Regions from separate parts of the Homo sapiens genome. Here region 2 is linked to region 1. Evidence: read pairs that join two places in POLR2A ChIA-PET (ENCODE). Cell type or tissue: CD4-positive, alpha-beta T cell. All regions are shown on one strand. Links, peaks and the distances in the headings refer to the core of each region. The heading gives the core; the rest is flanking DNA. Region 1 has its middle 180 kb from the start of LINC01624. Region 2 holds the start of LINC01624 (long intergenic non-protein coding RNA 1624).

The links. Peaks named below come from ENCODE experiments on the same cell type or tissue, not always from the same donor. Only the 100,000 strongest peaks of a DNase experiment are listed, where the experiment ranks them.
Region 2: POLR2A ChIA-PET joins it to region 1 with 22 read pairs; 6 of 35 experiments call an interaction of 5 or more read pairs at or near these places.

The regions. Positions count from the first base shown.
Region 1 is chr6:170,081,372-170,096,563 of GRCh38, forward strand. No RefSeq gene overlaps it. Among named protein-coding and RNA genes, the nearest start is that of LINC01624, 180 kb to the right of the region's middle. RefSeq lists enhancers at 7,262-7,361, 10,292-10,793. In CD4-positive, alpha-beta T cell, for the core only: no CTCF peak of the experiment used is centred there; DNase peaks (open chromatin) are centred at 6,280, 6,750, 7,340, 8,360 and 3 weaker places; H3K4me3 peaks cover 2,034 bases; H3K27ac peaks cover 1,344 bases.
Region 2 is chr6:170,265,331-170,280,522 of GRCh38, forward strand. LINC01624 (long intergenic non-protein coding RNA 1624) reads left to right here and starts at 7,144. Exons shown (of 2, transcript NR_104177.1): 1 at 7,144-10,100; 2 at 13,879-14,139. It overlaps LOC285804 (a long non-coding RNA gene), which reads right to left and starts at 11,432. Exons shown (of 3, transcript NR_126021.1): 1 at 11,355-11,432; 2 at 10,001-10,258; 3 at 1,339-2,955. RefSeq lists enhancers at 1,290-1,866, 1,867-2,443. In CD4-positive, alpha-beta T cell, for the core only: no CTCF peak of the experiment used is centred there; a DNase peak (open chromatin) is centred at 6,671; H3K4me3 peaks cover 1,640 bases; H3K27ac peaks cover 1,296 bases; H3K27me3 peaks cover 190 bases.

The DNA.
Region 1 (15,192 bases), core at 2,494-10,493:
GGAGGGACCCCCCAGAGCAAATGCTCAGCCGCCCCTGGAGCAGATGACAGCAGCCGCACAGGCTAGAGCACAGCTCGCTCCCTTTTCTTAAAAACAAGTGAGGTGAGAAGAGAAAAGTTCACTTTTGAAGTTGCAGAAATGGAAGCAAAAACATCCAGATTCCACTTGCGTCAGTTTAGGGAACATTCCGAAAGGGAGGCAAGGAGCTGGAGGGCACTTTACTAGCGGCCTCCTTGGGCTTTTGCCCTGCTCCAGCACATCTTTGAAAAGGTCTGGTGAGGTTGCCTTCCCCACCCTGTCCCCTGTAAACGGGACGATACCACTTTGCGGGAGGAGGCTGAGACTTCCTGCTCCCACGCCAGTTCTGTGAGATCTGGAACCACAAGCCTCGGGTCCTGGAGGCTCCACAGGAGGCTGAGACTTCCCTCTCCCACGTGAATTTTGTGGGATCTGGAACCACAAACCTCGGGTCCCGGAGGCTCCACGAAGCTGCTCCCACGTGAGTTTTGTGGGGTCTAGAACCACAAACCTCGGGTCCTGGAGGCTCCATGAAACTGCCTTTATAACTCACTCCTCAGTTGTTAAATGAACAGGCTACACGTTGTCTCCAAAAGTGGCAGCGCTTTCCAAGAAGGAGCATGATTCTCTGCAAACGTGCAGAATCTGCTGCAGCAGTGACCTGTTGCTATTTCCCCATTGCTACGTCTGAGTGTGCCCAGACACCCCTGGTTGGAAAGGTGGCCTCCAGTGCAAGCCCATTGCTATGTCTGAGTGTGCGCGGACACCCCTGGTTGGAAAGGTGGCCTCCAGTGCAAGTGCGCTGAGAGGTGGGACCTTCAGGAGGTAGACCGGGTGGCAAGGGCTCCTCCTGCGTGAATGGTTAACGCTGCCGCATTGCAAGTGTGAGTCTGTTACGAGTGCGAGCCTGGCCCTCCCACCTTCTGCTGTGGGGTGGTGCAGCGAATGCAGGCCCCTTGATGGCGGACTTCCTCAGGGTGGTGAGAAATACATTTCTTTTCTGAATAAATTACCCATTCTATTATAGCAACACAAAGCAGACTAAGACACTGCTAAGAAATGACTTAGAACTCGTTTGCTGCCACTGGTGAGAAGTGGGGAGGGCCAGGTCTCAGGGGCTGCCTCCCTGAACCCCCACCCAGGGGCTGCCCTTTCCTAAGTCAAAGCCTCCCATTCAGTTCTCCCCAGAGAAAGCACATGTGCTTGACACACAGTTTCTGAAATCATCGAGCAGCAAAAGTAACTCCACAAAGGTCGGAGCCAAAGGGCACTGCCAGCCTGAACACTCCTGGCCTCACTCTCTTTCTTTCAAAGTCTACACCCCATGGCAGGCACAAGCCCCTGATTTTGTCTTCCTCTGAATGCAAGCAAAACCTAAGCAGGAGAAGACAGTTAACGACTGACAACTGTTACGCTGCTGGCATTGCGATGAACAACTAAGGGAGGAAATGAGCTACCAAGAATTCACCAGGACTGCTCAGGGCCACAGGCTTCCTTGTGCTAGCTTACTTGTGCAGCTAGCTGCAGGTGCTAAGGCCTCTCAGGGCTGTAGGTCAGATGACTCACTGGCTCTTCCTCAAGTCCCTATGAAAGATGCTTTCTCATCTCCCTGGGTTTGCAAGATGAGGTGGCGGAGAGGGGAGAGACTCGGGCCACCAGCCTGGACCCCCCCCACTCCCTCCGCACCACTGCCCAGAGAGATGGTCCCAAACCGTGGCCTCCTCGTCCTGAGAGGCGGGACTCACGTGGTTCACTCCCCCTGGGATCCTCACTGAAACTCTCTCTCCCTCCTTTTTGGTAATTAGACTAGTAGGTCTGTTTGATTTATATTTAAATTCCATCTTTGCTGTCAATTTTTATACGAGTGTTCTCACAAAGTGTGTACATAACCTGTGGAATATTCGAAGCCTTTGGGCCATTTGCAAACAGCACATTAGCCACACCCAGGTGGCGCAGACGCCCGGTGGACACCTACAGACCTGCTTCAAATGCACGGAGCCCCGACGTGAGCAGCTCACCGGGAGACAGTTGGCAATTTAACACTGATACTACGCAACGAGGGCCATGCGTGTTACAGGCATCTGATGGGAACTATTTTGGGTGACACATTTGACTTGGAGCATTTATTTTACAAGTTTCTAATTCTGAGTTTCTGGGAAGTGGCCGTTGTCAGGGACCAACGGCCTCCACAAGGGAGGCTGTCCTGACGCGTCATCCTGCTGTGTGGGTAGCTGGCACCATCTGGCTTCAACGCTGGCTCACAGGAGAGATTTTCCTCTCGGAGAATGAAGTTTAAACAGGATGAGACTCGCATGGCTCGACGGGGGGCAGCAGCATTCTCAGGGTCAGCTCAGGAGTAAAACGTGCAGCCTCACGGGTGGTGCTGAGGCTGTTCCGAGAGGCAAAGAGGAGTTCCGGGATTTGAGGGTTCCAGCAGGAAGGGGCTCTTAAGGCCTATGCATTGAAATAATCAGAGAGGAGTGTCCTCCATCGCAGGCCGACACCCTCAGACCGGCACAGCCCGCCCTCCTCGGACACCAGTGTCCCCTCGCACTAATGACAAGCCGCCCTCGTGACCATGTCACTGGCACCCACAGCTGTGTCTGCACCTAAAAGCAGGGGCCATATTTTTATGCATTAATTAGTGGATTGAAAACACAACTTCAGGTGGAGCTTGGCCTACCCCTGCTCTGGACCGTCAGAGTGTTGAGACCAGCACCAACTGTGGGCTGGAACTGTCTGATGCTTCTGTGTGTTAACTCACTCAGCCCCTCGAAAACCCTATGAGATGGGTCCTAGCATCTCCCCGTTTCACAGATGGGGAGACCAAGGCACACGAAGGCAAAGCAGACCCCTCAGAGGCCTCTGGCTGACGAACGGAAGAGCCGGGACTCAGATCCTGGACGTCTGACTCCGCATATGGGCGCCCCCAGCACCACCAAGCGTGTCTGCCTCTCAACCTGCAAGGGACATCAGTAATTCACGCCATTTTAATACAGGATTGAGTGATCTAACAGAGGTTGGTGGAGAACTGATGTGGGCAACATAGTCCTTGGGAGAATCACTGAAAAAAAGGCTGAATGTGGCCGGGCACGGTGGCTCACGCCTGTGATCCCAGCACTTTGGGAGGCCGGGCGCAGTGGCTCACTCCTCCAATCCCAGCACTTTGGGAGGCCAGGGACGGTGGCTCACGCCTGCAATCCCAGAACTTTGGGAGGCCAGGGACGGTGGCTCACGCCTGCAATCCCAGCACTTTGGGAGGCCAAGGCGAGCGGATCACTTGAGGTCAGGAGTTTGAGACCAGCCTGGCCAACACAGTGAAACCCCATCTCTACTAAAAATAAAAAAATTAGCCGGGCATGGTGGGGTGCCTGTAATCCCAGCTACTCAGGAGGCTGAGGCAGGAGAATTACTTGAACCCAGGAGGCAGAGGCTGCAGTGAGCCAAGATCACGCCACTGCACTCCAGCCTGGGTGACAGAGTGAGACTCCCAGACAACAGGAGAAGCAGCAAATCACACAGGAGCAGGGAGACGGCGGCCTCAGAAGATGCAGCTCACACCGGGGCCTGAGAGAGAGTCTGGGTGAGAAAGAGGACGGGCATCCCATGGCCACCTGGAAGGCAGGAGGGTGAGACCAGGGTCATAAAGGAGAGAGGCCATTCATTTACGACAAAGCCCAGAGAGTTTCCCTGGGTGCGTCTGAAGATGGGAGCAGAAAGTGGAGCCTTAGAAATAAGAATACCTGAGCCCAGAGGGAAGTGCCCCCAAGAACTCATGTCACCCCAGAAGGAAAATAGGGCATTGGTCACCTCTGGGATGGTGCGAGGATATCTGCAGTGAGTAACCAGATATCTTCAGTGTTAAAGGAAAGTCCCCAGATTTAAGCGTCTGTGTGTGTTGTGTATATTCAGTTAATTATACACCTTACGCAATGCTGGGGTGAGAGGCCTGAATTCCAGTATTCCCGGGAGCTCTGGGGAAGTCACCCTTCCAACGATTTCTCCTGCTGTTTGGGACCAGCTCTGCTCATGAAGGTGCCAGCACCATCCGTCCCTGAGTTCATGTCCATGGCTGAGGGTGACTCCAAACACTGCCAGTGGGTTCTTCTTCCCGACTTTGCCGTTTCACTGAGTTAAAGGTCTGGCATTTACCAAAACCATCTGCCGCAACCCAGCCAATCTTCCAGAAGTGTCCTGATCTCTTCCTCTGTTGAGTATTTAAAAGTGAAGCACATTTGTGTGGACTCTCCCCAAGGCGGAGCTGCCCGAGTGCTGGGCTGCCCTGATGAGCTGGTGCTGAGACAGAAGCGGCTTTGCGGACGGCTGCACGGGCTGTGTGTTCTGCTTCCGAACTCTATCAGGTGAGCGTGGAAGACACTTCCATAGACACAGGGAGGTGCTTTACTGCTGAAGGCGACTCCTGCATGCAAACACGGCAGCATTATCTCCACGTAGAGGGAACACAGGACGCTCAGAGGGAAATTCTCGGAAAGTGGGGTGTCTCCAGCTCCTCCTTCCAGGCCTCTTCTCAGCCGTGAGGCTGCGCTCTGGGCCTCAGTCCCACCCACTGCACCGTCCTCCCCACCGCGGCATCCATGCCGGCCCCGCACCTGTCAGGATATGGGGGAGCCCTGGCCCTGAGGGCTTTCTGTGGCTCCCCAGGTCCATGTTTCCATTCTCTTTGCTCCCACCGTTTTTTCTCATGTTCTCCTTTTCACACAATATTTATTGTCTTGTCCCCTCTGTTCTGTCAAGAGCCCAGACTGTGTAACACACATTGCCTGGCCCAGAGCCCATTCGATAAATATGTGTGGAAAAAAAGAACCAAACAAGGACTCAATACCTCTCCTGCCTCTTCCATGAAATCATTGTTTTGATTCGAGAATAAAAGATGTTTGGATTAAAATGTTTCTTGAATTTTTCCATTCCTAGCCTCTTGCAAGATCATTGTGCTAGATTTTGAATGACCTACTTTTCCTTCTCAGGCCCAAGACTTCAAGAGACTATTGTGGTAACGGAGCCACAAATTAATCTTTCCATTTTCTGAAAATAGAATTCTACTTACATAAGTTTAAAAAAAATTGTTGGTGGTTAGAACAATATCATTAATATCATTTTTATTTTTCAATTAAATGATTCCAACTGTCTTCATGATAATTATTTATATTTATAGAACATCTTAAAGGGTACATTTCACACAGAAAAACACCACGTCCAGTCTCTGTCCAGCCCATGGAGGGCGACCAGAGGTGATGGTTGGCGTGGGCAGCAAGAAGCCAGGGAGGACCGAGCGGGGAGCAGGCGGGGAAGGCAGAAGGGGCGGCAGGAGGGATAGGGCAAGCCGTGGGGAGGCAGCCACCCCGTAGCAGGAGAGGCAGGGAACGCCACGTCGCTGGTACAAATGGAACAAACTCCAACGCCCGTCTAGAGTTGAAGCTTCTGGGCAGAAGGGAGCTTTATGATCCACGCCCAACCCATAGGCCCGCTCCCGCCATGCCCCCTCCTCTGGGAAAGCCGCCTGGAGTGTCCACCGCAGAACGAGTGCTGCGCTCAGCAGCACCAGGACCCGCAGGGCCCGCACTCCCCTCCGCACGAAGCTCACTGTCCACGAGGAAAGACGAGGAAATGCGGGGAAAGGAGGGCACGGGACAACACGTCCAACTGTGTAGAGGAAAGGGACCTGCGTGGGAAGGAAGGGGCAGGGGAGGCTTCGAGAAAGAGCCAGGACCGTGTAGTTGGACCCTTGGAGGGAGCTACACGTGGCCAAGGGTGCAGGGCGGCCCCAGGCTGGGGAACAGCACCGGCCAAGCTCGGGGAAGGGCGTGGACAAGGCCGGCCCGTGGAACGGAAGGGAGCATCGCACTGTTAAAAGGTCATGAAACGTCCGGGAGCCTCAGCAGGGGAGGCCGAGTGTGGAGGTTTAGAGGAAAGGAATGAGGCTGAGGCTGCCAAGGAAAAGCATGGTGTGGGGGGACCCGGAGGCCCCGCGGTGGGAGGAGCGTGGTGTGGGGGGGGACCGGGAGGCCGTGGGGTGGGAGGAGCGTGGTGTGGGGGGACCCGGAGGCCGTGGGGTGGGAGGAGCGTGGTGTGGGGGGACCCGGAGGCCGTGGGGTGGGAGGAGCGTGGTGTGGGGGTACCCGGAGGCCGTGGGGTGGGAGGAGCGTGGTGTGGGGGGACCCGGAGACCCTGCGGTGGGAGGAGCGTGGTGTGGGGGGACCCGGAGACCCTGCAGTGGGAGGAGCGTGGTGTGGGGGGGGACCGGGAGGCCGTGGGGTGGGAGGAGCGTGGTGTGGGGGGGACCCGGAGGCCCTGCGGTGGGAGGAGCGTGGTGTGGGGGGGACCCGGAGGCCGTGGGGTGGGAGGAGCGTGGTGTGGGGGGAGGAGCGTGGTGTGGGGGGACCCGGAGGCCCCGCGGTGGGAGGAGCATGGTGTGGGGGGGGACCGGGAGGCCGTGGGGTGGGAGGAGCGTGGTGTGGGGGGGACCCGGAGGCCGTGGGGTGGGAGGAGCGTGGTGTGGGGGGGACCCGGAGGCCGTGGGGTGGGAGGAGCGTGGTGTGGGTGGGGACCGGGAGACCCTGCGGTGGGAGGAGCGTGGTGTGGCGGGAACGGGAGGCCGTGGGGTGGGCGGCAGCACAGGTTGTGGCTGAGCTCGGGGCCGGGGCAGCGGCGCTTGCCCTTGGGAGGGAGAAAACAGGCAAAGGACAGGATGTGGTGAGCGTCGGCCCGCGAAACCCCGCGGCCACAGCCTGAGGAAGTCTGTAGACAACAGGCTCGGCACGAAGGAGAAAGAGCTGACGTGGCTGTGAGGTGCCGCTGGTGGGAGCAGAGCTGGGAAGGGAGCCTGGGTGTGACTGTGGGGCTGGGAGTGAGCGGGGAGAGGGACAGGAGACGGGAAGGGGCTGCTGGAGCGCAGGAGGACGGCCAGAGGTGCGCGGGCCCCCACCGCAGCCCCAGCTCCCAGATGGTGCACGGACCAACCACTCAACAATCAGCCTGTGAGTTTTCGGAAGAACAGAGTCTTGGGCCACGGAGCCAACAGGTTCCTCCTGCAGGTGGCCATTTACGCTACACTCACCCCAAGGCCCCAGCCAGGAGCGTGGCCTCAGTGCAAGAAGCCACGGGGCCTAACACGAGCCACACCGAGAGGTTTCTGGGCCTGCAGGTAACCCTGCTGTACCCCCCTAGCCTCTGGCATAAGTGTTTGTGAGGGGCCTTCGGGGGCTGGTCCCCGTGCAGGCTGACCGCGGTGGAGTTTGCTCAGTGTGTGATGAGGCACATGTGTGTACGTAACTGAGCCCACGTGTGAGGGCGAGGACCATCCGTGCCGGGGCCTCCTGTTGAGCAGCCACGAGACATCACCTCACCCGGCACATGGGCGGCCGCTTCCTCTTGGGCCTGGAATCCTGACAGCCAAGGCTTTGGGGCCGTGCCTCGCCCTCTTTCACAGGCATCTGGCCCTGGACTGTCCCCGCCGGGCGGCAGTGTAGGCTCCCCGGGGAGGGGCAAAGGTCCCACTTGGTGCAGGCAGCTCTGCACGTCTGATGAGACACCAGCTGGGCTGGGTGCGGTGGCTCACGCCTGTAATCCTAGCACTTTGGGAGGCCGAGGCGGGCGGATTGCTTGAGCTCAAAGTTAGAGACCAGCCTGGGCAACATGGTGAAACCCTGTCTCTAAAAAAAGTTAGCCAGGCGTGGTGGTTGGTGCTATAGTCCCAGCTACTCAGGAGGCTGAGGCAGGAGAATTGCTTGAACCTGGGAGTTGGAAGTTGCAATGAGCCGAGATGGAGCCACTGCACTCCAGCCTGGGGGGACAGAGCGAGACTCTATCACCAAAAAAAAAAAAAAAAAAAAAAAAAAAAAAAAAAAAAAACTGCGATCTGAGGCTTCCTCCTGCTGCTGGCTTCCCCTGGGGACTCACTGAGCCAGGGTCTCCATGCATCACGGCATCGGTGGCAAAATCTCACCAGCACTCAGGCAAAGCAAAGCTCACCTCCTCCCTCCTGAGCTGGCTGCACACGCCTCTGCTTCCATTTCCTGTAGGTTTTATTCAGCAGGAGTATTTCTAAACTGCAACATACAAAGTATCTAAAAACAGATTTTTATTCTTCTCCACCTTCTTTTTTTTTTAAACAAAGCTAACTTACATCTTCCCTTAATGATAATTGGTTTGAATGTCATTTTCAGAGAGTGACTTTTAAAAAGTACTTGTCATTTTAAATGAGTCTCTGCATAATTGCACTGGATTCTCTTGAGAACGTGGCTTTGACTCAGCCTTGGTTGCCCACGGCCAGGAGCCCATGGGCCTGGCTCTTTCCGAGACAGAGCTGATTTCCGGAACGCTCTTATCGGCCTTCTGCGGTCTGGGCCTGAGCTTTGTGGTCTGGCGGGGCCTTGGCCAGGCCGTCCCCACTTCCTACCACGCTCCCGCCTTCGCCCCTGGCTCTAGTCTTTCCTTTGACCTAATTTTAATGTCACTGCATGGCCACCTGTGCTCCAGATTCACACACAGCCACTCCCCTGCTTTTTATTCCCTTAGATTTTGCCCGAACCCAATCTTACTGTTAAAACACACATACAGACACACAACAGACAAAAGCTCACATCCCTTGTGACACCACCCAGTGCTCCCCTGACACTGTGACCGGTGCGTTTGTGCCTTCCTGCGTGTGGCCTGCATGTCTTCGTCTGCCATGCCCACGCTGTGATGTGCCCAAGTGCTCCCCACAGCTGCAGCCTTGCTCCCCCACGTCCTGCGGGTGGGCACTCCCTCTGCTCCCAGGGGATCTCTGGCATGACCTCTGTCATGACGTCTGCCATGGTCTCTGACATGGCCTCCACTGTGGTCTCTGACGTGGCCTCTGCCGTGGTCTCTGCCTTGCCAATGTTTCAGCTGCTTCCCTGCTCATCATCCCCTGCTCATCGTCCATTCTTCCCTAGGGTAAATGCTGAGAAAAGAAACTGATGCATCACAGAGTCAGTGCAATTTTAATGTAATCAATTTGATGAATTTATTTTGAGATGACGAATTCTGACTTTTTAAAAAACCATTTATGCACCAATTTCCTCTAATGTTTGACATTAAACGTTTTCATTTCTTCTAATCTAATGGGAAAAAAATCAGACTGTTTTCCATTGCAGTTCCCTGATCTGTTGTGAGATTGTGCAGCTTTTAAATGCTTCTTGGTAATTTGCATTTCTGCTTTTGTAAGTTTTGCTCATATTTCTTTGGCCATTTTCTTCACAGCTGTGTGTTCTCCCCACAGCGGAGGAATTGTCTTCTCGCACCTGTGAAGTGCTATTGGATTCACCCACTGTGCCAGCCCCTTCCTACGAACAGTCGGTCTCACTCTGCTACTCGTGTCTCGAGGCTTCTCTACACGCCCATCATATTGATGCTGTCGTACTCATGGTTCTTTTCTTTTGTGCCAGTTTTTCTGTTATATGCAAGAAGATGCTCTCTGCCCGCAGGACCATACGGACACTCTTCTTTCTCCCGTCACGTTGGAATTCTTGTTTCTCTGCTTAGAGCTTTAACCTCAGTGGGATCCAGTTTTGTGAATGGTGTAAATGAGGGATTTGGCTCATTTACTGGCTGTGAGTCCTGTGCCCAGAGCTACACTTCCCGTGAGCATGTTTGCCACTTAATGCCGGACACCGGCCCTGCTCCCGGCCCTGCTCCCGGCCTTGCCCCCTGGTCTGCCCCCTGCCCTGCTCCCGGCCTTGCTCCCTGCCCCCTGCCCTGCCCCCTGCCCTGCTCCCTGCCCTGCTCCTGGCCTCTGCCACTTTTCACAGTCTTCTGTCCCAGGTCTGCCACTTACCTGCCCAGCAGGGGTGAGATCCCTCAGGGAGTCGGAGATAGAGCCTCTTCCTGTCCTTCCAAGGGGAGCAGTGTATGGAGGCTTTGGAGGATGTTTCTGACAACACTGGGGTGTGCACCGTTCCAGCTCCCAGGTTCCAAGGTGGAAGTCACCAGAAGGAAGAACAGAAGCAAAGACAATGCCAGGCTAAAGCAGGAGCCCACCCTTCCTGTCTGGGGGCCGCACCCGGGGCTGCTGACCTGGTGGCTACTCAGCATGGTGCCTGAGCGTTCACAGACGTTGAGTGACCCTGAGCGTTCACGGGCACTGAGTGACCCCACTGCCCTCTTTGGAAGCGTCCTGGGGGCAGATTTGCCGTGGTCCTTGTGCAGCCGATGTCTGTCCCACCTGGAGCGACTGACCCACCTGTGGTGATGGGGTGGATGGAGACAGGCCCTCTGTTAGAGGCAATCGGAGCAAATTATCAAACTCTAAAGCCAGAGGACCCTTAGGGCTTCACTGAGTGGTGGCAGGAGCCACGTGACACAGCCGGAAACCCCATCCATGCCCTGGGGAGATTTTCCCTTGGTGAGGGACCCTGCAGTGCGGCCCAGCCTTTCAGCCTTTCTGGTAAATTGCACCAGGGAATATGTTAGGACTTATCTGTATCAGGTGCCTCATCATCGGTCAACGCTGCGTCACCCTGGGCAGTCACAACACCACACAAACTCACGACAGCACCACGCAGCTCACAACAGCACCACACAAGCTCACAACACCACACAGTTCACAACAGCGCCACACAGCTCCCGACAGCGCCACATAGCTCACAACTGCACCACACAGCTCACGACAACACCACACAGCTCCCGACAGCACCACACAGCTCACAACTGCACCACACAGCTCACGACAACACCACACAGCTCACGACAGCACCACACAGCTCACGACAACACCACACAGCTCACGACAGCACCACACAGCTCACGACAACACCACACAGCTCACGACTGCACCACACAGCTCACGACTGCACCACACAGCTCACGACTGCACCACACAGCTCACGACAACACCACACAGCTCACAACTGCACCACACAGCTCACGACAGCACCACACAGCTCACGACAGCACCACACAGCTCACAACTGCACCACACAAGCTCACAACAGCGCCACACAGCTCACAATAGCACCACATAGCTCGTGACAGCACCAAACATGCTCACAACACCGCACAGCTCACAACAGCACGACACAAGCTCACACCACCACACAAGCTCACAACAGCAACACACAGCTCACAACAGCGCCACACAGCTCATGACAACACCACACAGCTCATGACAGTACCACACAAGCTCACAATAACACCACACAAGCTCACAACAGCACCACACAAGCTCACAACAGCACCACACAGCTCACGACAGCACCACACAAGCTCACGACAGTACCACGCAGCTCACGACAGCACCACACAAGCTCACAACAGCACCACACAGCTCACGACAGTACCACGCAGCTCACAACAATGCCATGCAAGCTCACAACAGCCCCACACAAGCTCATACCACACAGCTCACAACAGCACCACACAAGCTCACAACAGCACACAAGCTCACAACAGCAACATGAAGCTCACAACAGAACCATGCACTTCACAAAAGCACCACACAGCTCCCAACAGCACCATGCAGCTCACAACAATGCAATGCAATCTCACAATAGCACTACACAAGCTCACAATAGCACCACACAAGCTCACAACAGCACCACACAAGCTCACAACAGCGCCGCACAGCTCCCAACAGCGCCGCACAGCTCCCAACAGCACCACGCAGCTCCCAACAGCACCACACAAGCTCACAACAGCGCCGCACAGCTCCCAACGGCACCGCGCAGCTCCCAACGGCGCCACACAAGCTCACAACGGCACCACGCAGCTCACAATGGCACCACAGAAGCTCACAACAGCCAACTGCGGGCTTGACATTGCTTTGTTTTGTTTGCTTTCTAGCTTTCCTTTATTCTGTTTCTGCTGTCTTTCCTGGACCAGCAAGGTGGCTAACTAGGAATTCGTATCGCAGCTGTCACGATCTCTTTCGTGTCTATAGCATGAACTGCGATTTCCTTCCCTCCTGGGCTGTGTTGTGGAAAAGATGAGCCCACGGAGGGTGTCTGGAATAAACGGGGAATCCTCCCACCAGCACGCCCGCCTCTGCTGGGAGCATGAGGCAGCACGATTCTCTGGGCGGCAGCTTGTCTCCACCGCGGGGCTCTAACCGATCTGCCACCAGAGCCACTGACGTCCTTCCCCAGCCAGGAGCCTCTGCAGTCCCTGCTCCCACCCTCAAGGGCACACGAGTTCAGAGTCATTCCCAGGTTGCACGGAGCAGTTTGAGGAGGGAATGGATGGGGTCTCCTCCCGTCGAATGGCTCCCCTGGCTCCTCTGCAGGTCAGCACCTTGGAAAGGCACGTGGGTGTCAGCGCAGCCGCAGGCCCAGCCTGTCTGCCTCCTGGAGGCCCCAGGCATGCTGCCTCTTCCCCTGTTGCCCTGGCCCTGGGGAGCTCTGGTGCCGTCTGCCTCATCCCCGAGGCAACGTCTCTGCTGCTGGACCAAACACGGCCTGAGTCCCTCGCAGCCTATGCTCTGCCCACAGACACCAGATCCACAGTTAGAACAAACGTGTGTGCCTTGGCCTGGCTGTAGGGCCTGCCAAGCGTCTGGGACTCATGAAGGGCTCCGGGATTTCAGCTCTGGTCCAGTCCACTGGCCTGAGCCAGCTGCAATGGGCTGCAGGGGAGTGGGGGAGGCAGGCTCGATCAGAACCACAGCCTGGGAGGGCCTGGCTGGGAGGCCCCTGCTCCCAGAAACTCACCTTCTCCCAGAGGGGTCTCTGTCCAGCAGGCGAGCCTGGCCCCAGGCCTCTCTGCAGCAGGCATGGACTGGCTGGGTGACCCTCAGGGAACTGTAGCTGGTGTTCAGCAGCACTGCCGTGCTAGGCTCCACCTCCCACCTGGCGCGGCGCCTGCTCCCCAACTCCCCTTGTTCCCAAACCTCCCCCTGAACCAGCCTCATGTCCCCCAACCATTGGGACCAGAGTGGCAGCTGACTGCAGGTCCCAGCATCCCAGGACAGCCCGCCACGCGCTGGGAGCCACGGCCGAGCTCCTTCCATTCCGGTTCACACCCAGACCGTCCGAGCTCTGCCCATCAGCCACCACGCGCTGGGAGCCACGGCCGAGCTCTTTCCATTCCGGTTCACACCCAGACCCTCCGAGCTCTGCCCATCAGCCACCACGCGCTGGGAGCCATGGCTGAGCTCCTTCCATTCCGGTTCACACCCAGACCATCCGAGCTCTGCCCATCAGCCACCACGCGCTGGGAGCCATGGCTGAGCTCCTAGGGCCTGCAGATGAACCAGTTCCTGAGCTGGGGCTGGGGACGGGCAGGCCAGGAGCCGGAACCTCTCAGTGTACTGCATGCATCTACACCCCACAGTGGGGAGGAGTGAAGGGTCTTTCTCTTATTCCCTCTGGGCTGCTGAATTTGTTGTATTTTTTATAGTTTGAAGAAGAGAATAGGCACAGACTCCCCTGCCAGCCAGCCAGACACCTCCTGCCATGTTTCACGTGTGGCATCTGACCCCAGCTTTGGTTCAGCAGTCAGGAGTCACCCTGGTGGCTGGGAGGCCAGGGACCCCCTACCTGGGAATCCTAAGTCCTTTGCTTTGGGAAGGCTCATTGCCTTTGAAACTGGCCCTCCATTCCCACTTAATCAAGGAGGAGGAGCTTTGTCTGAAGTGCGGAGATGGCCGTGGTCCCGATGGATGGGCTGCTATTGGACACAGCAATTTGTGGGCAGGAGACTGGACTCCACGAGCATCTGAGCCAGGCACTGCAGGCCTGCGTCTACCCATCCTGGGCTGGAGGGGAGGCAGGGCTGGTGTTCGAAGGGGTGGAAATAGGACTGAGGGCTCTTCTCGGAGAAGGGGATGCTCTTGCCTGCTGCCTTCCATGTTCGAAGGGGTGGAAATAGGACTGAGGGCTCTTCTCAGAGAAGGGCATGCTCTTGCCTGCTGCCGTCCTTGGAAAGGCTCCCCACCTGGCCAGCACCCTCTCGGGGGTCCAGGGATCTCCAGCCTGTGGGCAGTCGGCCAAGCCCCTTGGGAAAATGAGCCCCTGGGCAGGAGGTGAGGAGGCACAGAGGTTGGTCCCCCTCAGAACGTCGGCCACCATGACTGAGGCACTGACCGGGGAGGGCACTTGGCCTCGGGCTGTTGTCCAGCCCCCTGCGCTTGTTCCTGCAGCAGAGGCTGCAGTCACTCCCCTTCTGACTCGCCCTTCCCTTTCCTCCATGCCGCCCTGCGCACGGCCCCTCCGAAGGTCGGGCCAGACCTTCCCCTGTGAGGTCTCCAGGGTTCCGCTCTGGGGAGGGCTGTGTTCTAAGGACCACTGTCCTTGCCCTGCCAGCACCTCTGCAGTTGTGAGAGGCCCCTTCCTTCTCTGCAGCTCAATGAGCATGGGGACCTCAGCCCAGCCTTCTTTCTCCCTCCGGAGGCCACACATCTCTTGAGCCAGTCGTGGCCTCTTCCACAGCCAACTTGTCCTTGTGGCCCAGTCTGGCCTGGAGCCAGCAGTAAATGTGACCCCAGCTTGGGAACAGAGTGCGGGCCCTGGAGCTTTGGGGATTGTGAGGGAACAAGGCGGCCAGGCCAGGTTCTCCCAGCGGTTAAAAGGCCCACCCCTTCCCGGGTCTCAATTCTGGGCTGATTTCCCCAGGACAGCATTCTTGTGTCAACTCGCTGTTACCCCAGCTGACGGCCTCACATCTGCTGAGGCAATGCCACCTCTCCAGAGTGAAAAGCTCCTAAGACAGAGCCATTCTCCCCGAGTTGATTATTCCCTTGAATTGTTATAAATCTCCCCTTGCTATTTCTCTCTGAACATCATTTATGAGCACCTTGCGTCTCCGTCGATGAGAAAGTGCATTAACCCTGCAGGCTGTGTCTGGGAAGGCTCTGCCCTAATCCGTTCAGAACCAAGGCCTCGGCACCTACAGCTTCGTTTCTGGTCCTTTTTCAGACCATTCCCAGTGCCTTCCTCTCCCTCCCAGCCCTGGGCCCTCCCAGCCGCCCTCCGCGCAGGCAGCCTGGAGCCACCTCCAGGAGGGCTGGCCGCCACTGTAATTACAGGCGCCTCTCCGCGCCCTGGGGCTCGGCTCTGCAAATTAAACTGTTTTCTGCTTTTTATCTCCATCTTCGCAGCTCTCCTTCTGACTAATAAGTCCAGCAACTGGTGATGCTCTTCCAATGCTTTTACTAGGAAGCCTGAGCTTTAATTTTCTGACAATCACAAAGGCCCCTGGAAC
Region 2 (15,192 bases), core at 3,112-11,111, 180 kb after region 1:
ATAGTTTCTTTCTTTATATCCTTATTCTATTAGCTTTTTTCTGTTTAAAACATTTTAACTTTTTAAACTTTTTTGTTAAAAAACTAAGACACACACATCATCCTAGGCCTGCATGGAGTCAAGATCATCAATATCACCGTCTTCCCCTCCACATCTGGTCTCACTGGAAGGTCTCTGGGGGCAGTGATGCACAGAGCTGTCGTCTCCTGTGATAACACGGTTTCTCCTGGACGCCTCCCGCAGGACCTGCCTGAGGCTGCTCTACAGTTAACTTTTTTTTTTAATAAATAGAAGGAACGCACTCTAAAATAATGACTAAAAGTTTGGTATAGTAAATACGCACCCGGGAACAAAGTTTATTAACATTATCTGGTCGTGTGTGCTGTGGACGATCACGTGTGCTGGACTTGTGCCCGGCTGGCAGCGCTGTGGACTTGTTCACGCTGGCGTCACACAGGGGCGGGAGCCATGCGTTGTGCTGTGATGTGACAGCCAGGTGACAGCCGAGGGACCAGACGCTTTCAGCTCCATGACAATCTTACGGCGCCACCGCCACCTGTGGGGTGTGCCGTTGACGGCAAAGTCCCTGTTTGGTGCCGGGCTGTATCTGAGCACCTCGGCTCATCCAGAAGGGGTCTAACCAGTCTAAACTTCCGTCTGAAACTGGCCCATTTCATCAGCGTTCTTGGGAAAATGAGGCAAAATAGACTTGGACATTTCAGAGAAAACATTCACAGTGTTAGTACGTTTATCTGACATTATTTACAATCCCTCCGATTACAAGCAGTTAGAAGAGGAGAAGGAGGTCAGCTGGCCGTGGCAGGGAACAGGGCCTCCTCTCCTGATCTTTCCCATCTCAGCAAAATGCCCCATTGTGTGGCTCAGGGGAAGTTGAAGTCGAAAGCCTGGCGTGGGGAAGCAGCTGCTGGGCCATTGTTTAATCTGAGCTAATGCAATGTCACCACGCCCAATTATGTGGCCGCAATTTGGGTTACAGTTGCTTTGGTCAATATGATCACTTTCTTTTTTGTTTTTCAAAGAGGTCAAAGGTTGGGGGCTGGAGGCTGAAGCAGTCAGGCAGTGAGGGGATTGGGGACCCAGAGACTGGTTTCTTGGAAAACACCCCCAGGAAAAAGATACTCTGTCACAAAATATCAATGCCAGCCAGATGTCACCAGTCTTTTTTTTTTTTTTTTTTGCATGTGTTTCTTAACAGCTGGTAAGAATATCAGCTGAAATTATTCGCCACAAGCACACACTTTCTGTTTGTCTCCAGATAAAGGGATTTAAAATCCCGTTTGTCAGTGAGGGAAGGTGGAAACTGTGGAATGGATTTTTCTGGACCAAAAGGTAGGTGATTCCCCCCTTCCGTGCTGCCCAGCCACAGCCCAGAGAGACAGAAAGGTGGAGACTCACGGCAGGGCCGCACGCAGGGCTGTGTTGTCCGCTTCCTGGGACGGTACCCTGCGTCCAGCACACTCACGGCCAGGGCCGCACGCAGGCCTGTGTTGTCCGCTTCCTGGGACGGTCCCCTGCGTCCAGCACACTCACGGCCAGGGCCGCACGCAGGCCTGTGTTGTCCGCTTCCTGGGACGGTCCCCTGCGTCCAGCACACTCACGGCCAGGGCCGCACGCAGGCCTGTGTTGTCCGCTTCCTGGGACGGTCCCCTGCGTCCAGCACACTCACGGCCAGGGCCGCACGCAGGCCTGTGTTGTCCGCTTCCTGGGACGGTCCCCTGCGTCCAGCACACTCACGGCCAGGGCCGCACACAGGCCTGTGTTGTCCGCTTCCTGGGACGGTCCCCTGCGTCCAGCACACTCACGGCCAGGGCCACACGCAGGCCTGTGTTGTCCGCTTCCTGGGACGGTCCCCTGCGTCCAGCACACTCACGGCCAGGGCCACACGCAGGCCTGTGTTGTCCGCTTCCTGGGACGGTCCCCTGCGTCCAGCACACTCACGGCCAGGGCCGCACACAGGCCTGTGTTGTCCGCTTCCTGGGACGGTCCCCTGCGTCCAGCACACTCACGGCCAGGGCCGCACGCAGGCCTGTGTTGTCCGCTTCCTGGGACGGTCCCCTGCGTCCAGCACACTCACGGCCAGGGCCGCACGCAGGCCTGTGTTGTCCGCTTCCTGGGACGGTCCCCTGCGTCCAGCACACTCACGGCCAGGGCCGCACGCAGGCCTGTGTTGTCCGCTTCCTGGGACGGTCCCCTGCGTCCAGCACACTCACGGCCAGGGCCGCACGCAGGGCTGTGTTGTCCGCTTCCTGGGACGGTCCCCTGCGTCCAGCACACTCACGGCCAGGGCCGCACGCAGGGCTGTGTTGTCCGCTTCCTGGGACGGTCCCCTGCGTCCAGCACACTCAAGGCCAGGGCCGCACGCAGGCCTGTGTTGTCTGCTTCCTGGGACGGTCCTGTCTGGGAAACCCGGACAGTCGTTCCTGTCTCTTCAGTCTTGGTTTTCTGTTAGTATGACACCAATCTCCTACGTTGAGTTGCCTCCTGTAATTCCCTGCAGGATCTGTAATCACATGGCGTCTGGTTTGGGTGCCGGCCACACGTCCGCTCACACGTGCTGTCTCCGACTCCCCCCAGCCCCATGTGCAGCTCCCTCATGGCATCTTTTTGGGAGGGCCATTTTCCACGTCATTTATACCATCTGGGTGCTTTGAACCCAAAAAGTTCTCAGAAAAAGCTCACTGAAAAAAAAATGTATAACAGACGTGCCTTTGAAAAATTCATTTGATTGATGGTAGTAAAAGGCTCTGTAGTGGGCTGAGAGGTGTTCCTCCAAAATCCACGTCCCCCCAGAGCCTCGTGATGTGAGCTTGTGTGGAAACAGGTCTCTGCAGATAGTTGAGAGTGGAGATGAGGTTGAGCTGGATGAGGGTCAGCCTGGAATCCAGTGACTGGTGTTCTTATAAGGACACGAGACACAGAGGCAGGGCAAGAAGGCTGTGGAAGAGGGAGGCAGAGATCAAGGTGATGCACCCACAAGACAAGGGCACCAGGATCTCACAGCACTCAAAGCTGGGAGAGGCCTGGAGTCTCCCTGACAGCCACAGAGGAGCCAGCCCCGCCCACACCTGCATCCAGGAATTCTGATCTCTAGGACTGTGAGAAAACGAATTTCAGTTGCATAGAGGAGGTAATTTGCCATGGCAGCCCCCGGGAACTCACTCGGTGTACAAGGAGGAGGAAAGTGCCCGCTACTCCTAAGATAGAGCAGCCACACCCGAGGTAAAGGGGCACCCCATACCCGGAACAGCCCCCACTGCCCCACGGTGACCATCAGTCCTTGTCACTGAATGGATTCAGAACTCAACAACCTCACCACCCGCTAAGGAAGCCCCGTGGGAGGATGGGTCACTGTCTCCTAGGTGTGAGCCCGCACCTCACCCGTTGCCTGCAGCCCTCCCGGGAGGAAGGGTGACATCTGGGGTGCCAGGGCCCTCGGCCTGTGGGGCAAATGCTGGGCGGAGTGGGCTGACTGAGGCAGGAAATGTGAGCAGCTATCCAGAGAAGTCGGCCCCCAAAGCGTGAGTCTACTAGCAGCCTGAGAGCTGGCTACTGGCAGTCACTGGACAATTCCCACTTTACTTTGACCTGATAAATGGCAGGAAAAGTGCCCACCAGGAAGCCTGGGAACTCAGCAGGTGGTTGTGACGACAAGGCTCAGAGACCAGGTCACACTGGCTGGGGCCACTTTCTACGAAAAAGGCAGGCCACGAAATCCCTCCCTAAAACCCAGTCAGTGTGGACAACGGGATTCTACCTAATGCCTTGGGGACATCAGAGGTAAGTGTGCTCTTGTTTCTTAGGTGACATTCTTTTTTAATCTAAAAATATCTGTTGCCACCATTTAACGGTATGGCCCTAAGCAGCTTTCATTCCCACAGATTCAACACATTGTGAGCAAATAGCACCCGTTACTACAAATGCCTGTGAGGGAGAAAAGCCTACAGCCTTCCCCACAGAAGCATGTGTGACGCGGGGTGGGGACCCTGTACCTGCTCATATGTATGGAGAAAGTGGGGACATCTGTAATCCTCCACCTCAGGAACTAGCTGACTTGACTTGGACCCAGCTTTTCAGGAGGCACAAAACACAAATGAGAATCAAGTACGAAGCCCTTAGTGTTCCGGTCGTTCCAAGTCTAAGAGCTGTTGTGGGCGCCACAGAGCCTGCTGCTACTAGCGATCCCAGTTTGGCAAACACCGGGGCCTCACTTTGTCTCTTGTGTGGGGAATGCACACACCTCACATCTGTCTCACGGACCATAAACGCTCTCCCGAGAATCATGTTGACTCTGCTCACCGAGCCCAGGCCCAGCACAAAGACACACCATAAACACCTGCGGAGGGAGCGTGGCCCAGCCCAGGGACTCTGGGGCTCCCAGAAGACAGGGCCCTCCCCCAGCCATGCCGGGAATGCTGCGTGACAGCGGATCAGGAAATGGGGCAGAAGCCCATGAAACCCTCGGAGTCAGGTCACCAGGGCGGGTGCTCGCCCACCCCCAACGCCTGAGGGTGACATTTGACAGTTTACACACAGTCTCTGAGCGCCTGTTTTAGCCTAGGTTTGTAAAGGAGTCAAGAATTCATCTCAGAAAGCTGCCAGTAGACAACCAAATGCTATTTCAAAGCAACTGCAGGGGTTAGTAATTGAGATTTTTTTTATCCCTCTAACTTGCTACTTCCCTAGTTCTGTGGCAGGCCTCTTGACTCAGCTTATAAATACTAAAACTGTTGCTGTAATAAGAAAAAACAAGAAACATTCCTTGAATATTTCAGAGCAAAATGCTTGTGAAAGCCCTTGGTTTCCCCACAGAAAATGTATTTAAAAGAAGAAGAGCCGTGAATCGGTGGCAGCTGCTCCCAGCACCTGTTCCCCGTTCCCATCATTGAAGTTCTCGTGGCATTTTGGAAAGAACTGAGCAGTTTTCCTAGAGAAATACTCTGGGTTCTCGATTACACAGTTGACTGCACTCAACTGTTGGCTGAGACAAAGGGGCCTGAGAGGTGTATCCGTGCACAGAGCTCCGCACCCTGAAACCGCTCAGGGCATGGACCGCGGTGACGTGCCGCCTCCCTCCCAGTGCCCACTGAAGCGTCCTGCTCCCTTCTTCGCACAGATGGCAGTGTGGGGCCAGGGGACGTGTGGCATCATTTGCCCATGCCATTTTCACTTTGTTTTTTTTGTTTGTTTTTGTTTTTTTGAGACAGTCTCACCCTGTCACTCAGGTTGGAATGCAGTGGCACAATCTCAGCTCACTGCAACCTCTGCCTCCCAGGTTCAAGCAATTCTCCTGCCTCAGCCTCCCGAGTAGCTGGGATTACAGGTGCACACCACCATGCCTGGCTATTTTTATTTTATTTTATTATTATTATTATTTTTGAAATGGAGTCTCACTCTGTCACCCAGGCTGGAGTACAGTGGCATGATCTCAGCTCACTGCAACCTCTGCCTCCCGGGTTCAAGCAATTCTCCTGCCTCAGTCTCCCGAGTAGCTGGGACTACAGGCACACACCACCACACCCAGCTAATTTTTGTATTTTTAGTAGAAACAGTGTTTCACCATGTTGACCAGGCTGGTCTCAAACTCCTGACCTCAAGTGATCTACCCACCTCGGCCTCCCAAAGTGCTGGGATTACAGGCGTGAGCCACCACGCCCGGCCACCTTCTTCACTTTCATAGAATGTCTGGACTAAGTCTTCAAGGCACAAGGGCATCAAGCTCTAATGAGCACACGGGGGCACCACTGCAGATGGCCAGGGGGCAGGCGGAGGCCACCATGCACCCTCCCTCTTCATCGGCTCGCAGCCCCTCCTGGGGAGCTCTCGCTGCCATCACAAGCTGAGAGGCTTACAAGACACACATTCATCCCCTCACGGTTCTGCAGGTCAGGAGCCTGACAAGGGTCCCACTGGGGTAAAAAACCAAGGCTTGGCCAGCCTGGCTCCTTCCGGAGACTCCGAGAGAACCTCTTCATGTCTCTTCCCGTTTCCAGAGGCCACACATTCCTGGGCTCCTGGCCCCTTCCCTGTCTCTGAGCCACACTGCATCTCCAGCCTCGCTGACCCACCCCTGCCGCTGCCGAATTCCTCCCTCTGTCCCCTGTACAGACCCTGTTCTTCCACTGGGCTCCCCTGGGGAATCCAGGCTAATCCACATCTCAGGGCCTGGGGCTTAATCCACAACGTGCTGTTGGCTCTGGGGTCGGGAGGTTGGGGAGGCCGTGCCCGGGGGCCTTTCTTCTGTATTCCACACCATTGATCCACATCATGTTCAAATGATCTCCTAAATGGAATGGCTTCCTATCAACCCACGTCACTGGCTTCACCCCACTGTTACCAGGAGCTGGTTCTTGTTGGGCTCTGGAGGCCAAGAAGGGGCTCCTTCCCTCTGCCCATCAGCAGGTTGCTTGGCACGGTAGGGTGGGTGCCCCCGTGAGACACAGCTTGGGAGCACGAAGCGGCCGCAGGCCCTGGGCCCGGGCTACGGGCTGGGGAGGAGGGAGGATGAGGCGTGCAGACACTGAAAGGGCGGCTGCAGAGACTTTTTTGTCCAGAAGTAACCCAGAGCGAGCAAGTCCCTGTGGGTGAGGACCACGCATGCCCGGTTGGCGCTGATGTGTGGGAAAACGACAAATGGTGCAAGCCACACGGGTCACGTGCGTCTCCTGTGCTAATCGTGGATTTTCATTTCCTCCGGAGACCCAAATGAGAAAGTAAAAGTGTATGCAGGAGTCAAACCCACTTTCTAGAATGTGGTTAATTTCTAGAGGCAGCTGGGTTTCCTGTGGAGAAGACAGGTTTGCCTACGCAGCGTAGAGAGGAGACGGCTGTGTGGGCTCCAGCCCCAGGGGAAGTAGGGCCCGGGGGTCACCGCGAGGAAGCTCCATCGGCCGCGGCGGCTCTGTGGAATCTGAAGCGCGTGGTCTCACGGCCACCTCCCCCTGCACCAGCCGTGTGGCCCAAGGTGATGTCTGTGTGCCTTGGTTTCCTGATGCGTAGAACGTAGCCAGCTGGAGGACAGGGGGGCTGTCGGGTTCTTTGTGTGGAGGTCTCCAGAAGGCTGTTCGTGCTGTAGGCAAATTCCACAAGACCTAGGAGCCAGGACCCCAGGTGCCTTGATGCTGGAGGGAAGAACCTGGCTGAGACGCACCTGCAACTGTTTGGAGCTGGTGACCTTGGGCCCAGCACACCCTCGCTGCTGGTGGACACAGCCCCTCACAAGCAGCTGCGAGGCCCTCGGGCAGTGGCATGGGCGCCGTCGCTTCCTGCTAACCCCACATCCTCATTTCCCACGCTTCTCCTTCCACCTTCCATGATCACTGGGACCTACTGCCTCAGGAACCGCCTCAGAGGGACAGAGGGAAGCAGACCACCCTTTTCTTCAGAGAGTTCATGGCCCAGGGAGGGAACGCTGGCTGGGGACGATCACAAAGCCTCTCTGGTGCCCGGCCAGCGACAGGGACCCTCGGGGCTGCGGGGGGAGAGGACGCCCCTGCCCTGGCCGCACAGGGTTGGGTTAGAGGTGAGCTGGGGCCGGAGAAGCCACGGGAGCCATGTGGCGCCTTCTCAGGAGGTGCTCCCGCAGCTTCGCCTCCTCTCGTCTTCCGTGCGCAGGGAGGGACCAGCCCAGTGACAGCTGGGAGCAAAACTGGTCACCTCCCCTCGGGCTCTGGGCAACTGTCAACCTGCAGCTTTGAGTCTCTCCCCCTGGAATCTTCTATCTGGGGTATGATAATGTTATTACATACGTTGGTTATTTACAGCACAACATGAAAAGGCAATTTGTAAGGACTGGTCCGTCTAATCGGGGCGAATCACCAGTCTTCTGAGGCATCGTATTGAGTTTAGTTTCCGACTGATTGCTAAATGCCTTCACGCTGCGTGGATATTGCCCAGCTCTGCCTCCCTTGCTGCAGGTGCCCTGTGGATGCTGAGCTTCCACGGAGGGGCTGCTGCCCCCTCTGCCCCCACAGCTCAGCTCGAGTTCACCAGTGGGGAAGGCCGAGGGCCTGTGGAACGAGGGCTCCGTTCCCCCACCGCAAGGAGTGAACGGCACCGAGGTTCCCGCCGCCGAGCCGCAGCGCTGTGCAAGCCCCCGATGGGCGACGGACACCAGGCCCCAGCCCAACGCGCTTCCTTTGGCTCCTCCTGAACTGGGGGGGGGGCCTCGCACCCGCCTTGCCAGGGCCCTGGCATCTGTCTCACTGGCCTTTCTCACCTGGTATTCCAGTGAGGAGGGTGCTTCAGTTTTACTCCCTTTGAGAGGCAAGATCTTCTCAACCCACAAGAAGAGGCGACCAGGTCCTGGGTGACTGTCGAATAAGCCTGGTCCAACTGGGAACAAGTCTTCTGGGCCCTAATTTCCCACATGGTGTTCTTGTCTGACAAAATCACAGCCTTCCACGTTCAAGAATCTTCATTCATCTCTCTCTTTCAGCGAATGTTCCCTAAGCTCTCCCATCACTGAGCACTGCTGCCAACAGCCCAGCTGCATGCTACCACTTTGGTTTGATGGAGAGAAGGGCTCAGAACCTCGTGCAAGTGGGAGGCAAGCACAAGTACAAAGGCATCTTCCGGAGCCAAGGTGGGGGCGCAGAGGGCCTGTCTCAGTGAGATCCCACTGTCTTCCAGGGTTTGCCACCGCAGCAGTAAGCCCTGGAGTGGCCCCACACCCTAAGATCCACGGGGGAAAAGGTGGATGTCTCAGCATGGGTTTGTAACATTGTTCTCTTAAATAAGCAGAGGATGCAGAATTAGGAGCAAGCATTCCGAGGGGTGGCCAGCTGTGGCTTCCGAGGGGCACCTGACCTCCCATCTGCCTTCTGAGCACCAGCTGCCCCAGGTGAGGTGTGTGGAGTTCCACAGCTACGATGAGCCGTCGCCATGGAGAACAGCAGCTCACGATTGCTTTGATTTAAATTGAATTAAGGTGAAAATGAATCAGGGCATAACTCTCTTCTTTCAGCCAGACGTCTTTCTGAACCGGTGTATATATGACTTAAAAAAGTCACGAGGGTTTTGGGCCCAGGGATCAGGCAGGAAGGAAAGGCAGTGCCGTGCAAGGAGGGGTGGGTTAGAAATTGTATCCAGAACCGCTGTGGCTTGTACTGAAGGAAGAAACTTCGTAGTTCTGCTTCTATTTCTACCACAACACCAAGGAAGGTGTGTGGGGTGGGGAGCAGGTACACACAGGTCCTTGGTATTACCAGTGGTCCAGGATTGTATAATTCCGCTTATTCTACCCATCCCACAGCCTGACCCTGACTCAAGTCCTGCAGCCCCTTGGTGCCCTGAGCCCCCTCCCCTGCCTGTTCCTAAGCAATCAATCACCCTAAGACCCCGTTCTAGGTTTCAGCAGATGATGACGAGTTAATCAGACAAATAAGCCATGGGGTAGGCAGGGGTTGTGGGTGCTGCTTCCTGGTCCCTCTGGCAAACCAGAAGGGAGCTGCCTCCCTGCGGTCCCCACCCTGTCTCCAAGCTTCCCAGCAGAGCCCCACATCCAGCAACTGGGCCCAGCTTTAACCAGACGGAGGAGCAGCCTGACGTCCTGCCAGCCCCAGAGACAGATGTGGGCACAGGAAGGGAAGGCAGGGAGGAGAGGAAGCCAATAAAAAGTGTTAGCATCCGTCAGGGTGACCCTTTGCAGAACCTGCGTCAGCCTGAGGACGCAGGGAAAGGCTGCGCGGGAGAAGCCGCTGTTAGCATCTGCCAGGGTGACCCTTTACAGAAACTGCGTCAGCCTGAGGACGCAGGGACAGGCTGTGCGGAGAAGCCGCTGTTAGCATCCGTCAGGGTGACCCTTTACAGAAACTGCGTCAGCCTGAGGACGCAGGGACAGGCTGTGCGGAGAAGCCGCTGGCCTTTGCCGCTTGAAAGCTGGGTCCCTGCGGCCTCCTCACCCCAGGGCTCCCTCAGAGAAATTCTCATAGAACCCCTAAGCAATACGCGGGGAAAGAACGGATGCCACCCGGAAGCATGCCGAGGAAGAGTCCATTCATGGGAACTTCCAGAGCCGGTCACAGAGGCCAGATCCACGATCAGGTGCATGGCAGGGGCTTGTCCGCAGGACCGGAACCTTGGTGAGCATCAGCGATGGGCACTGTGTTTCCCCAAGAGTGACCTGGGGTGCCTTCAGGCCAGGCGCAGCTTCTACTCCTCATTTATCTCCACCACGCAGAGCAACGTGCGGCACAGACGAAGCACTCAGGGAACATTTAAATGAGTCCGTGGGATGCACCTAAAAGAAATAGAGGTTTCCAAAGAATAAGCAGGTACAAGTTAGACCCCACAAAAAAGATAGGCAGGCAGGCATTTGTTAAGTCCATTTCATTTCACCCTAGGGTTTTAACATCAAAGTATCCCTGTAATGAAGAGGCATTTTGTTACCCAAATTCTCATGTTCTTCAAGAGGGAGTAGAAAGGAAAAAAAGATGAAAAGGGAGAAACAGTACAGCCCCTACCTTCAAACTTACTACCCCCACCATACACACACACAGACACACACACAGTAAATGACATGGATATTTATCCAGTCTGCCATAAGACACCTGGCCCCACCTTATAAATGAGGGAAGCCTGGGCCAGCACAGTGGCTCTCAACTATAAGCTCAGTCTTTGGGTGGTCAAGATGGGAGGCTCACTTGAGCCCAGGAGTTTGAGACTAGCCTGGGCAACATGGCAAAACCCCATCTCTCCAAAAAATACAAAAATTAGCTGGGCATGGTGGTGGCACATTCCTGTGGTTTCAGCTACTCAGGAGGTTGAGGTGGGAGGATCCCTTGAGTCTAGGAGTTCAAGGCTGCAGTGAGCTGAGATTGTGCCACTGCACCCCAGCCTGAGCAAAAGGAGTAAGACCCTGTCTCGAAAAAAAAAGAGGGAAGCTCGGTGCTGGGTATGTCAGAGATGGAAAGACTCTTTCCAGTCTTTATGTCTCATTGGACAACGTGAAGATTCAACTTCCAGGGCTGCTCAGTAGAGCCAAGTCTGGAAAACAAGCTCGTGGGCACCACATCACAAGCACGTTTTCCCTGGAGCCCGCGTTGTCACTACTGTATTCCCAACTCCACTCCGAGGGCCTTTCAGGGTGGAGGAGAGAGCTGTGGCCAAAGGCAGTGAGAGGCAGAACCCCCAGCCCAAAAGCCAGATTTCAGCCTCAGGGACGAGCCAGGGCTCACCACCCCCGCGACACCGCAGGCCTCTGTGCGGAGACTGTGCTCAGGCCCAGCGCTTGCGCTGGAGAAAAGGCGGAGACATTCAGAACCCAGGGGATTCCAGGCTGCCTTCTCCACAAGGGTCAGGTTTGTGGAGGAGAAAGGGGAAGATTCTCCACCCACCAGGCGCCTCCTGGACTGTCAAGAACTAACAGGGACTAGATCACCCGAAATAGCAGATCAAATTGAAACAGCATACTTAGCTTTTGGAACGAACCACGAAGCAGGCAGGAGGACCGGAGATTGCAACATACTGACCTTCCGAGTCCTGTTTGGGTCAGTTTGTTAAAATTAGTTTGTCCTCCCTGGAGACACGGCCAACGCAGCCTTTTCCGTGGCAGGAGTCCAAACACAGTCTCTGCTGCTCTCCACGCACGGCAATGGGAAGGCAGCCCTTTCCCCTCCATCACTCCGGGGAGCTCACGTGCGGACGGGGTCCTCTGTAGCATCTTTAAATTGGAGGTGACTTTGTACCGTTGGAGCCGGGGGCAGAGTCAGCAGTGACCTCAACAGTTAGGACCAGGATAAGTTCCTTCTGCTGAAAGAGGACGTTAAGATGAGAAGGGCTTGGCCGGGCGCGGTGTTTCACGCCTGCAATCGCAGCACTTTGGGAGGCCGAGACCATCCTGGCTAACACGGTGAAACCCAGTCTCTACTAAAAATACAAAAAATTAGCGGGGTGTGGTGGCGGGCGCCTGTGGTCCCAGCTGCTCGGGAGGCTGAGGCAGGAGAATGGCGTGAACCCGGGACGCGGAGCTTGCAGTGAGTCGAGATCGCGCCCCTGCACTCCAGCCTGGGCGACAGAGCGAGACTCCGTCTCAAAAAAAGAAAAAAAGAAATGCTTTTAGCGCACTTAGAGCATTTAGAGCAATGGGATGATTAATTCCATTTTCCATTTCGGGCCTCATCTCAAGTATTTTTATTTCTTTCTCTTCCTCACCTTCCTGCCACCATTTGTGGTGGCAAATGTGACATTTCACATTTACACCATTGTCCAGTTTCTCTAACAGCTTGACTTTCTGTGCTATAAACATAAACACTTCCCCTTTATCCCCTTTAACAAACTGCTGTCTCTCTAGGGGTATCTGCAGGCCTCTTTGACATTTTCAACATTAACTTTAAGCTACTGAGCAAAAAATGAGCAAAAAACCCAGTCAGGGCTAGAGTGTAATCATGACGAATAAACTGGGGGTTTCATGATATTTCTGACACCTGTTTGACTACAGAGACACTGAACTGTCCTCTGCCAGGTCCAGCCTGGGCTCTAGAGCCTGCGTCTGAGGCCCCTGCCCCACTCGTTGGGAGCAGCTCCAGGGCTCCCCCACCTCCCTTCCCTCTCCTGTTTCAAAAGTATTGACTTTGAGGATCAGAAATGGTCCTAACTGTTGCTTTTTCATTTTAACTAAAACTCTCAAATTTAGAGTGTTTTTCCCTTTTCAATACACCTTTTTAATATTGCTTTTTTTTTTTTTTTTAAGATGAAGTCTTGCTCTGTCCCCCAGGCTGGAGTGCAGTGGCGCAATCACAGCTCACTGAAGCCTCGGCCTCCTGGGCTCAAGCCGTCCTCCTGCCTCAGCCTCCTGAGTAGTTGGGACCACAGGTGCCACCAGCACACTCAGCTAATTCTTTTAAAATTTTTTTGTAGAGACAAGATCTAACTCTGTTGCTTATTGCATTTTTTTATTTCAAATGTTTATACCAAATTTTTTTCTAAGCTTCTAAGAAAGAGCTGAAATTCACAAAATCCAATTCATACTAATTCTAGAAGAAACAATACTTGCCCTTCTGCAGGTGAGCAATTCCTATTGTAAGCGTCTGACACCAGACGCCCTTCCCCCCTTCTTCCTTCCTTCCTCTCTCCCCCCACAGGTCAGGGTGGGACAGCGCAAGAGAGAAAGTTGGAGACACCACGAATCCCGTCACAAACACTCTTAGGCCACTTCCATAAAAGTGTAAGAGGTTCTAGGCATCAGGCTAAAGTACTGCTGTTGAGGTCCATAATGTCTACACCAGGGTGCCACTTGGGGGTTTGGCAAGGCAGGCTGAGGAGCAGGAAGTAGCAGATTCTGATCCTGTCTCTGAAAAGTGATTTTATTTGTTGAATATCCCAGCACTGAGCTGTGAATTAAGATTCACTAAAGGAATCAAGGTTCTTGTAAAATATCCAGGACCACAAAGCAGAGATATTTTTCCTTATGGTTCAATAATTTTAAAGTTCAAATTAACTTAAAACAGTAACATGCTTTTCGTGAATGGTGCTTTGACCATGGGTTTAGACACCGAGGAAGCAGAGGAAGTTGGTGCACAGGAAACAGCCTGGGAGGCCCTTGGCAGCTGAGGCACACGTCTGCACCTCTTGCCATGGAAGGTTGGCTTGTCTTCTAAAAATCGTATCCGAGGAAGATTCTACCACTTCCTCGATAAACCACTGACAGCCTTGAAGTTTTCTTCATGCCTCGATCCAACGAGAATGCCCTGTCCTGCAATTTTAGATGATTTCCTCTTACACTGACCTTATTTTCTTTGAGAACGTAATTAATGACATGAGTCTTGTCATTTTTCTTTTCTGTGCTTTAAAAAAAACAAAAGGTTCTGATGCTCATGTTGCAATACATTTTAAAATGCTGCTTCATTCTGCCTTCCTCAGGTACCTCACTCCGGATTCTATTAAAATCGTAATCTCTAGAAGATGGATTCAGCAAATGCCAGGCGTGGAGCCATGAATGTTTCCATAAGAAACAAGAAAAATAGAAAGAATGTGTGTTAGCCAGACGACACCTTGATGGCACCCCTGCCACCTCCCCAGCCCTCCTCAGTGGCAAAGTGATTTAGCTCAGTTGGGCTTCTCCAAAATGGAAATAGTCACTTGTTTGAGCAAATAAATGTAATGAAAGTTGTTCCGGAAAAATTCTAGTACTCTGCACTAATACATATCATCTTAAAAACTTATCTCTGAATTGTTTCCAAATGACAAATGTGTAAAGTTTCTAAGTACTTTTTGTTTCCTTATCCTTGTAGTGGAAGATACTACATTCAACACAGACGTACTGTGTGCCTCCTGCGTGTGAGGCCTGGTGCTCATGGCGCGTGTCCTTGCATGCAAAATTCTACTCTTCATCTTGACGTTTCTAGACATTCAGCTGTTCCTCAGGAAACGATTTACCTTCCCTCTGCCTTTTCTGTAAAATGCATGGACTGAGGAATTACTAATGCATAACACTTTGTTTGCTGGATACCAAGTAGACGCACTCTTACCATATACAGGGCTGTATCTAGGCAGCCAGTTATTAGAATAAAAACAGAATACTATGTTCATCCGCTCAGATAATCCCTGTGTTTGGCTTCATGTTATGGTTCGAAACTCCTAGTGACATTGGTAAGAGTGAACACGAGAATGAAGCTTCTTTCATGATGAAATGTCCTGAGTGTGTGTCTGTGTGTTCTCAAATTATAGCTCACATGGATAGAGAACGTTTTCTTGCTTCAGCCTCAAGTGGGGATTGGGTTGCAGTGGTGAACCAGGGCCAACACAGCCCGCCCTCTTTGAGGTTGCAGTCTCCTGGGACACACGCCCACTAAACAAACAGCTACACGAATTAATCATGCCACAGGGCAAACTGCAAGAGCACCATCACGTGCGGCAGGTAACCCAGGCGGGTCATTTTCGTGGCGGAAGAAGGTCACACTGGAAGTCACCAGACAGATGGAAGATCCCACTCAAAGTCGCAGAGTGGGGGCGGATGGAGAACCAGGCTGCCAGGGCGCTGGCTGGAGCCGAGCGGTAACAGACCCGTGGGAGAATAACGAAACGAGGCTCCAAGACAGGCGGGAGCCGGATGGTGCATGACCTGAGAGGCCAAGTCAAGGATTTTGAACTCCACGCTAAGAGCAGCCGGAAGCCGTTCGCTGGCGCCAGCTGAGCACATGCGCAGAACCGTGCCCTGAAAGGCACCGTCCCCTG